Linked DNA regions of Homo sapiens: region 2 is linked to region 1. A link is a contact called in ENCODE Hi-C or POLR2A ChIA-PET data. All regions are on one chromosome and are shown on one strand. Each heading gives the region's core, a stretch centred on a gene start or an enhancer-like site at or near the end of the contact. The rest is flanking DNA. Distances are from core to core; before and after follow the strand shown.

Region 1 (3,721 bases), core at 836-3,335:
GGTGTGGGAGATGACCCTGAGCCCGGGGCGCCCCTTGGAGCTCCCAGAGGCTGTTTTGGCTCCTGGCAGGGTCAGAGCAGCTTGGTGCCATCGTGTGTGCTCCTCCAGGAGGAGAAGGCTCTAGACAGGGCAGGACTTGCCCTAAAGGCCAGGGACCCCCATAGGGAAAAGCTGCCGCCTATGGGTGTCACGAGGAAATGAGCGCCCAGGAAGAACATGGTCACCCTGAAAGAAGTAGGACGTTGTCTCCCTGGCTGAACCACAAGCCTTGCGCGGGTGACGCAGGGCCTCACCTGCTCTGCCCTGGCTGAAGAGAGACATTTGTAAACTTCAGGCTGGCTTCTGCCTGCCTGACCACACTGCTTGGGTGACAATGTTCGCAGGAAATCACATTTTGGTAGTGACTGGTCAGGATGCTGGGGAAACTTAACAGCACTAGAGAGCCGTTCTGGAAGGGCGCTGCCATACTCTGCTGCCACAGCGTAGCTGGTGTCTTCTCTGCACTTTAAATGCATTGTGTCATTTTTTCCTCATAGCACTTCTTTGAGATGGATCCTGTGGTTTATACCCCTTTTTTTCAGAAGAGAAAAACTGAGGCTGTAAATAACTCAGCTGTGGACTGAGAATTCAGTCAGGCTCTGACTGTGGGGAAGCTGGAAGTCCCAGCACTTGATTCTGGCGGCTGGAAGCCTGGGGCTGCGAGTGCCCCTTTCCGCACCCCTGTAGTCAGGGCTCTTGTCTCCTGGCTTTGGTGCTAGGATGCAGCCACCTGGAGCTGTTGGCTACGACCTGTTCAGCAGGGTCCTCCGACCCGCAGTGTTGCTGGATTGTCTGGTGTGTCAGTGTCTGGACAGGGCCTCATACGACTATTTATCTCCCTCCCAGGAGCCCCTCCCTTCAAGGTAGGCCTGGAACTAGGGTTTTTCAGAAATGAGAAATCAGCTGTGAGCACCTGCAGCCCCTCCTGCTTTAGAAGAAACAGCATAATACCCTGTTTTACAATGACCTTTTGTTTTTTTAAGTACACTTCACAGAGAAAGAAAAAGAAAAAGAAAAACCCAGAAGGGATCTCCACGTAGTCTTTGGCAGGAAAGGGGCCTCTTACAGTATTGTTGGTAGCTTTGAATCATTAGAGGCATCTGCTCACGACCTGCTGCAGGGCCCTGGGCGTGGCACTCACAGAGTCCCTCCCAGGAAGGAGGCCTGGAAGCTGGTTTTTCACAAGAAATGTCTTCATGCCCAGTCTGCTTCTGTAAAGGCCTGGACTGCCACCCTGCTGGATGCAGACAGGATGCAAAGTGGCCACAGATATCTCAGTGGCAGCTCAATAACTTGGAGGAGATACTCTGCAAGGGCCTAAATTCTTAGCCCCTGGGGAGACTTAGTCCGTCTTGGTCATCACCCTGTGCCCCGGAGCAGGGTCTGACTTACAGGAGGGGCTCAAAAATATTCGTTGATCAATAAGAAGTATTAAGAAAATGTCTCCTAAATTGACAGGAGATGGTGCAATAACATGGACCCTGTACAGCCTTCTTCCCTGGGTTCCCTCTTGAAGTACACTTTCTCAGGTGGCTGAGGACACAGAGGCACAGGGAAGCAGGTGGCCTTCCCAGGTCTCCCTGCAATGATGGGTCTCTACGGCCAATCCATTAGGATCGCTAGGCCGTTTTTTAGAGGAGGTGATTTTGCCCCCTGCCGTGTCCATCCACAACTTAGAGCTTGACCACTGTCACTTACAAAATGCCAGCACAGCCATCTTCACCGACAATTTTTTGCCCTCCCTCTTGATGAGGACTTGTATAAGTTCCTAGAAAAAGTGGCAGCCAGGCGCCTGGAGGCTGCCCAAGCAGCGTGGCCCCAGTTTTACCGAGCGGGGCAAACAGGTCTCTGAGGTAGTTATTAAGCAGACGGCTAGACGCGGCCAACATCCGCACTGCTGCTCACGGCCTCTATCCCTGGAAAACCCCAGCTAGGCCCGGCACTCTGGGGCTGTTCGCTGGGGCTCTCCCCAGATCATCCCTCTTCTGCCCAGGGAACAGGTCTTTCCTGTTCTTCTTCTGCTTCTCCTTTTCTTCCTCATTCCAGTCCTCAGTGGAGACTTAATCACCGTAGTGCACTCGGTGAAACCTAAACCACTGTGTTAACTCTGAGGTTTACAGGTCACCCCCCTGCAGTAAGGCCAGAGCCTGATTTCTGTGGAAAGCACACCCCTAATCCAAACGATCTTCTTGTGATAAAGGGGTGTCAGCAGCTTCACCAAAGTTTATGCCACTCCACTTGCCATTTGGGACAATGCATTTCCTTCGTCTAAATGCACATTTCCCTACATTCCCCTCGTATCTCTGGATGTGGGAGAGGCCTCTCAATGACAAGGGGCTGCAGCAGGGCCCGGTGGAGCTGCCACAAGCCCTGGAAAGGGGAGCCCCAGGCTGAGGTTGCTGCTAAGAGTTAATTACTGTTAGACATTTGCATTTGTTATCCCCTGGTCTGGCTGCTGGAGTCGAGGATGACGTCAGCAAAGGCACAGATGACATAAGCCTAAGGCACAAGGTCACCTTCTGAAAATGCATTTGACTCAGCACACCAGTAAGCTGCCCACTGACCAAGAGAGCAGCACAGGCGGATGAGCCCCAAATACACTTGACTGTGATCTTGTCACCTGCAGCCGCTGCCCACAGTGCTTCCCAAGCAGTAGCATACTCCAGGCCTGACTGGGCCACACTCTCGAAAGACTCATGCCCACAGCAGTGTCCTGCGAGACTTGGACTTGATAGACCAGGGCTGAGGGCCTAGAACTTTATAGCCTGGAACTCCTGGGCTCAAGCAATTCTCCCACCTCAGCCTCCCAATTAGCTGGGGTTACAGGCATGTGCCACCGGGCCCAGCTAATATTTTAATTTTTTTTTTTGAGACGGAGTCTCGCTCTGTTGCCCAGGCTGGAGGGCAGTGGCGTGATCTCGGCTCACCGCAACCTCCGTCTCCCGGATTCAAGCAATTCTCCTGCCTCAGTCTCCCAAGTAGCTGGGACTACAGACGTACACCACCATGGCTGGCTAATTTTTTTTTTTTTTTTTTTTGAGACAGAGTCTTGCTCTGTCACCAGGCTGGAGTGCAGTGGCACTGTCTCAGTTCACTGCAACCTTTGCCTCCTGGGTTTAAGTGATTCTCCTGCCTCAGCCTCCCAAGTAGCTGGGATTACAGGTGCGTGCCACCATGCATGGCTAATTTTTTGTATTTTAGTAGAGATGGGGTTTTACCATGTTGGCCAGGCTGGTCTTGATCTCCTGACCTCGTGATCCGTTCACCTTGGCCTTCCAAATTGCTGGGATTACAGGCGTGAGCCACTGCGTCTGTCCATTTTTTGTGTTTTTAGTAGAGACGGGGTTTCATTATGTTGGGCAGGCTGGTCTTGAACTCCTGACCTCATGATCCGCCCACCTCGGCCTCCCAGAGTGCTGGGATTACAGGCATGAACCACCTTGCCTGGCCAATATTTTAATTTTTTGTAGAAACAGGGTCTCCCTGTGTTGCCCACGCTAGTCTGGAGCTCCTGGGCTCAAGTGATCCTCCCGCCTCCGCCTCCCAAAGTGCTGGGATTACAGGCATGAGCCACCGCGCCCATCCAAACTGAGCAGATTGTGTGGAGAGTTCACCACCCCACATCAACTTTCCCTATTATCAGTATCTTGCTTTGGTGTGGCACATTTGTTACAATTCATGA
Region 2 (3,721 bases), core at 328-2,827, 42 kb before region 1:
ATCGAACAGAATGAATGTGTGTGTGTGTGTGTGTGTGTGTGTGTGCGCGCGCGTGTGACTCTATCCTCGGGAAAGCCCCCAGTCCTGAGCCTGGTGGTTGAGACAGGACTGGGCTCTGCCTCCAGGCTCACAGGGCCTTTTTGGGACCCAGTGACAAGTCTTGAACTCTCAGCTCTTCAAGTCAGCTTCAGACCAAACCATGCTGGGCTTGCCCTCAGCAAGTGGGTGACACGATATGACATGCAGTGCTGGATGTTCTGCAGTTAGTTGAGCTCTCGCTGGCTGAAATATACCATATGTGAGCTGTGCGTGAAATTAGGAAAATTACAGCATTGGTAAGGAAGGCATGACATCTGGGAAAGTACCTTTTTTTTTTTTTTTTTTTTGAGATGAAGTGTTGCTCTTTGTTCCCCAGGCTGGAGTGCAATGACATGATCTCCACTCAGTGCAACCTCTGCCTTCCAGGTTCAAGTGATTCTCCTGCCTCAGCCTCCTGAGTAGCTGGGATTACAGGCATGTGCTACCATGCCCAGCTAATTTTTGCATTTTTAATAGAGATGGGGTTTCACCATGTTGGCCAGACTGGTCTCGAATTCCTGACCTCACATGATCCACCTGCCTTGGCCTCTCAAAGTGCTGGGATTACAGGTGTGAGCCACCTCACCCGGCCTGGAAAGTACTTTAAAAAAAAAAAAAAAAACTTGGCCAGGTGTAGTGGCTCACACCTGTAATCCCAGCACATTGGGATGCCGAGGCGGGCAGATCACGAGGTCAAGAGTTCGAGACCAGCCTGGCCAACATGGTGAAACTCCAGCTCTACTAAAAATACAAAAATTAGCTGGGCATGGTGGCGTGCACCTGTAGTCCCAGCTACTTGGGAGGCTGAGGCAAGAGAATCGCTTGAACCCGGGAGGCAGAGGTTGCAGTGAGCCAGGATTGTGCCACTGCCCTCCAGCCTGGCGAGAGAGCAAGACTCCGCCTCAAAAACAAACAAACAAACAAACAAAAAAACCCTTAGGTAATTTGGCAAAACAAGCTACTATAAAGACATTCCATCCTTTCAATTTCTTGACTATAGTGTTCATATACATTTTATATACATTTATAAGCTCAAATGAATATTAATAATATCAATATTAAATTAATAATGAATATTAATAAAAAACTAGGATGCCATTGATCATGCTGTGTGCGAAAGTTTGGCTGGGATTTTATGACCTATTTAGAGGCAAATTTTCTGTTAGCACTATTGTGTCTGGTTCATGAGATGAACTAATAGTTATTTCCTGGTGTTTCAGGTAGCCCTGGCTACCTGGCCCCAGCTAGTCTGCCATCCTCTCGCAGAAGCACATCATGTAATTCAGCCATTCCAGACCCAATCACTTCTGAAAAAGTGGGAGCACTGTTTCTGCCAACCCAGAGTCTTTTGTAACTGAGCCCGGGTCTCCTGCAGAGAGAGTTACGCAGGGAGATCTTGGTTCGATCTGACTCTTTAAAGGGAAGAACACTGTGTTTGCGACACTTCTGGTCCTCCTTGTGAAATGAAGTGCTGAGTCACCTCTATGAGGAATTCCTGTAATGAGCTTCCTAGATTTCCCAAGCCTCCTTTTATATTCATTTTTCCTTGATTAAGAAATGAGTGCAGGCCGGGTGTGTTGGCTCATGCCTGTAATCCTAGCACTTCGGGAGGCCAAGGAGGGAGGATCACTTGAGCTCAAGTGTTCGAAACCAGCCTGGGTCACATGGTGAAACCCCATCTCTACAAAAAATACAAAAGAATTAAAAGAATTAGCTGGGTGTGGTGGTACATGACTGTAGTCCCAGCTACTTGGGAGGCTGATGCAGGAGAATTGCTTGAACCTGGGAGATAGAGGCTGCAGTGAGCTGAGATTGTGCCACCGCACTCCAGCCTGGGTGACAGAGCGAGACCCTGTCTCAAAAAAAAAAAAAAAATGGTAGCCTAGTCAATATCACAGAAGGTAGGGAGACATAGGTGTTAACAGCTGGGACTCCTTCAGGTGCAGCACAGGGGGCTTTGAAACAGAACCTGTCTCTTTCTCTCTCTCTCTCTTTTTTTTTTTTTTTCTTGAGACGGAGTTTCACTCTTGTTGCCCAGGCTGGAGTGCAGTGGCACGATCTCAGCTCACTGCAACCTACACCTCCCAGGTTCAAGCAATTCTCCTGCCTCAGCCTCCTGAGTAGCTGGGATCACAGGCACGTGCCATCACGCCCGGCTAATTTTTGTATTTTTAGTAGAAATGGGGTTTCACCGTATTGGCCAGGCTGGTCTCGAACTCCTGGTCTCAGGTGATCCACCTGCCTCAGCTTCCCAAAGTGCTGGGATTATAGGCGTGAGCCACCGCGCCTGTCCTCTATCTCTTTCTTTTTTCTTTTTTTTTTTTTGAGACAGAGTCTCACTCTGTCACCCAGGCTGGAGTGCAATGGCACAATCTCTGCTCACTGCAACCTCCGCCTTCCGGGTTCAAGCGATTCTCCTGCCTCAGCCTCCTGAGTAGCTGGGATTACAGGCGCACACCACCACGCCTGGCTAATTTTTGTAATTTTGGTAGAGCCGGAGTTTCACCATGTTGGTCAGGCTGGTCTCGAACTCCTGACCTCGTGATCCACCCACCTCGTGATCTGCCTGCCTCAGCCTCCCAAAGTGCTAGGATTACAGACATGAGTCACCGCGCCTGGCCTCTCTCCCTCCCTCCCTTTTCTTTTCTTTTCTTTTCTTTTCTTTCTCTTTCTTTCTTTCTTTCTCTTTCTTTCTTTCTTCCTTCCTTCCTTTCTTTCTTTTTCTTTCTCTTTCTCTCTTTCTCTTTCTTTTTTCTTCTTTTTCTTTTTTTTTTTTTTTAGATATGAGGTCTACACTATGTTGCCCAGGCTGGTCTTGAACTCTTGGGCTCAAGCAATCCTCCTGCCTGTGCCTCCCAAAATTCTGGGATTACAGGCATGAGCCACCACACCTGGTCCAGAACCTGCCCTTTCTATTTGCTAAAGGCTCCATTCATAGACGCAGGAAAGACTGCTGGCCAGGACCCTTCCCTGGGAAAAGAGGGGCCAGCTGCATACACAGTGTTGACTTTCTGCCCAAATGGTCTGCTTCAAAAGTCCACTTTGTCTCAATGGGAACTTTTAGTTCTGACTGCTCAGTGCCCCAGGCCTCTGATATCCTGATGAGGGGAAGGCACTAGTTACTACTGTTTCTGGCTTGCTAGTCCTGCACCTTGGCTTGCCTTCCAGCCTCATTGTTTTTGTTTTGTTTGAGACAGGGTCACACGCCATCTCCCAGGCTGGAGTGCAGTGGTGCAATCATGTCTCACTGTGGCAGCCTCAACCTTGCAGGCTCAAGCAATTATCCTATCTCAGCCTCCTGAGTAGCTGGGACTACAGGTGCATGCCACCACACCTGGCATTGTAGACACAGGGTCCCACTATGTTGCCCAGGCTGGTCTAGAACTCCTTGGCTCAAGCAATCCTCCTGCCTTTGCCTCCCAAAGTGCTGGGATTACAGGTGTGAGCCACCGTGTCCTGGCCCAGCCTCATTGTTGTGCAGTCTGAACAACCAAGCTCCTGGTGAGAATTCCATGACCCACCCTCCAGCAGGCAGCAACAGGGGTGGGCCCAGGGTCCAGCTGGACGCATTCCTTATGGTCTCCTCTTGCCCACTGGCAGCCAAGGATCTGGTCTGAGCAAGGCCTTCTAACAGTTCACTGTT

Evidence for each region. A loop is a pair of places that touch in the nucleus more often than their neighbours do. ChIA-PET counts read pairs that join two places held with the same protein, here RNA polymerase II (POLR2A). Pooled maps may share reads with other maps.
Region 2: a map of PC-3 shows a loop between it and region 1 (1.9-fold over the local background). The contact joins two enhancer-like sites. A Hi-C loop is called at or near these places in 39 of 168 maps with a recorded cell type or tissue (CD14-positive monocyte, Calu3, HepG2 and 25 more), 2 of 37 single-sample maps with no recorded cell type and 41 of 50 pooled maps. POLR2A ChIA-PET finds 5 or more read pairs at or near these places in 29 of 52 experiments (A549, A673, AG04450 and 23 more).

What each region holds. Positions count from the first base shown.
Region 1 is chr14:35,330,640-35,334,360 of GRCh38, reverse strand. No RefSeq gene overlaps it. Among named protein-coding and RNA genes, the nearest start is that of PSMA6, 40 kb to the right of the region's middle. RefSeq lists enhancers at 697-1,306, 1,317-2,238, 2,404-2,698. Within about 2 kb of position 2,085, at least 23 of the 41 ENCODE cell types and tissues checked have a DNase peak (open chromatin) inside an H3K27ac peak, as active enhancers do; they include CD14-positive monocyte, HCT116, PC-3 and 3 more, where a contact is called at or near this core.
Region 2 is chr14:35,372,352-35,376,072 of GRCh38, reverse strand. No RefSeq gene overlaps it. Among named protein-coding and RNA genes, the nearest start is that of NFKBIA, 31 kb to the left of the region's middle. Within about 2 kb of position 1,577, at least 15 of the 41 ENCODE cell types and tissues checked have a DNase peak (open chromatin) inside an H3K27ac peak, as active enhancers do; they include CD14-positive monocyte, HCT116, PC-3 and 3 more, where a contact is called at or near this core.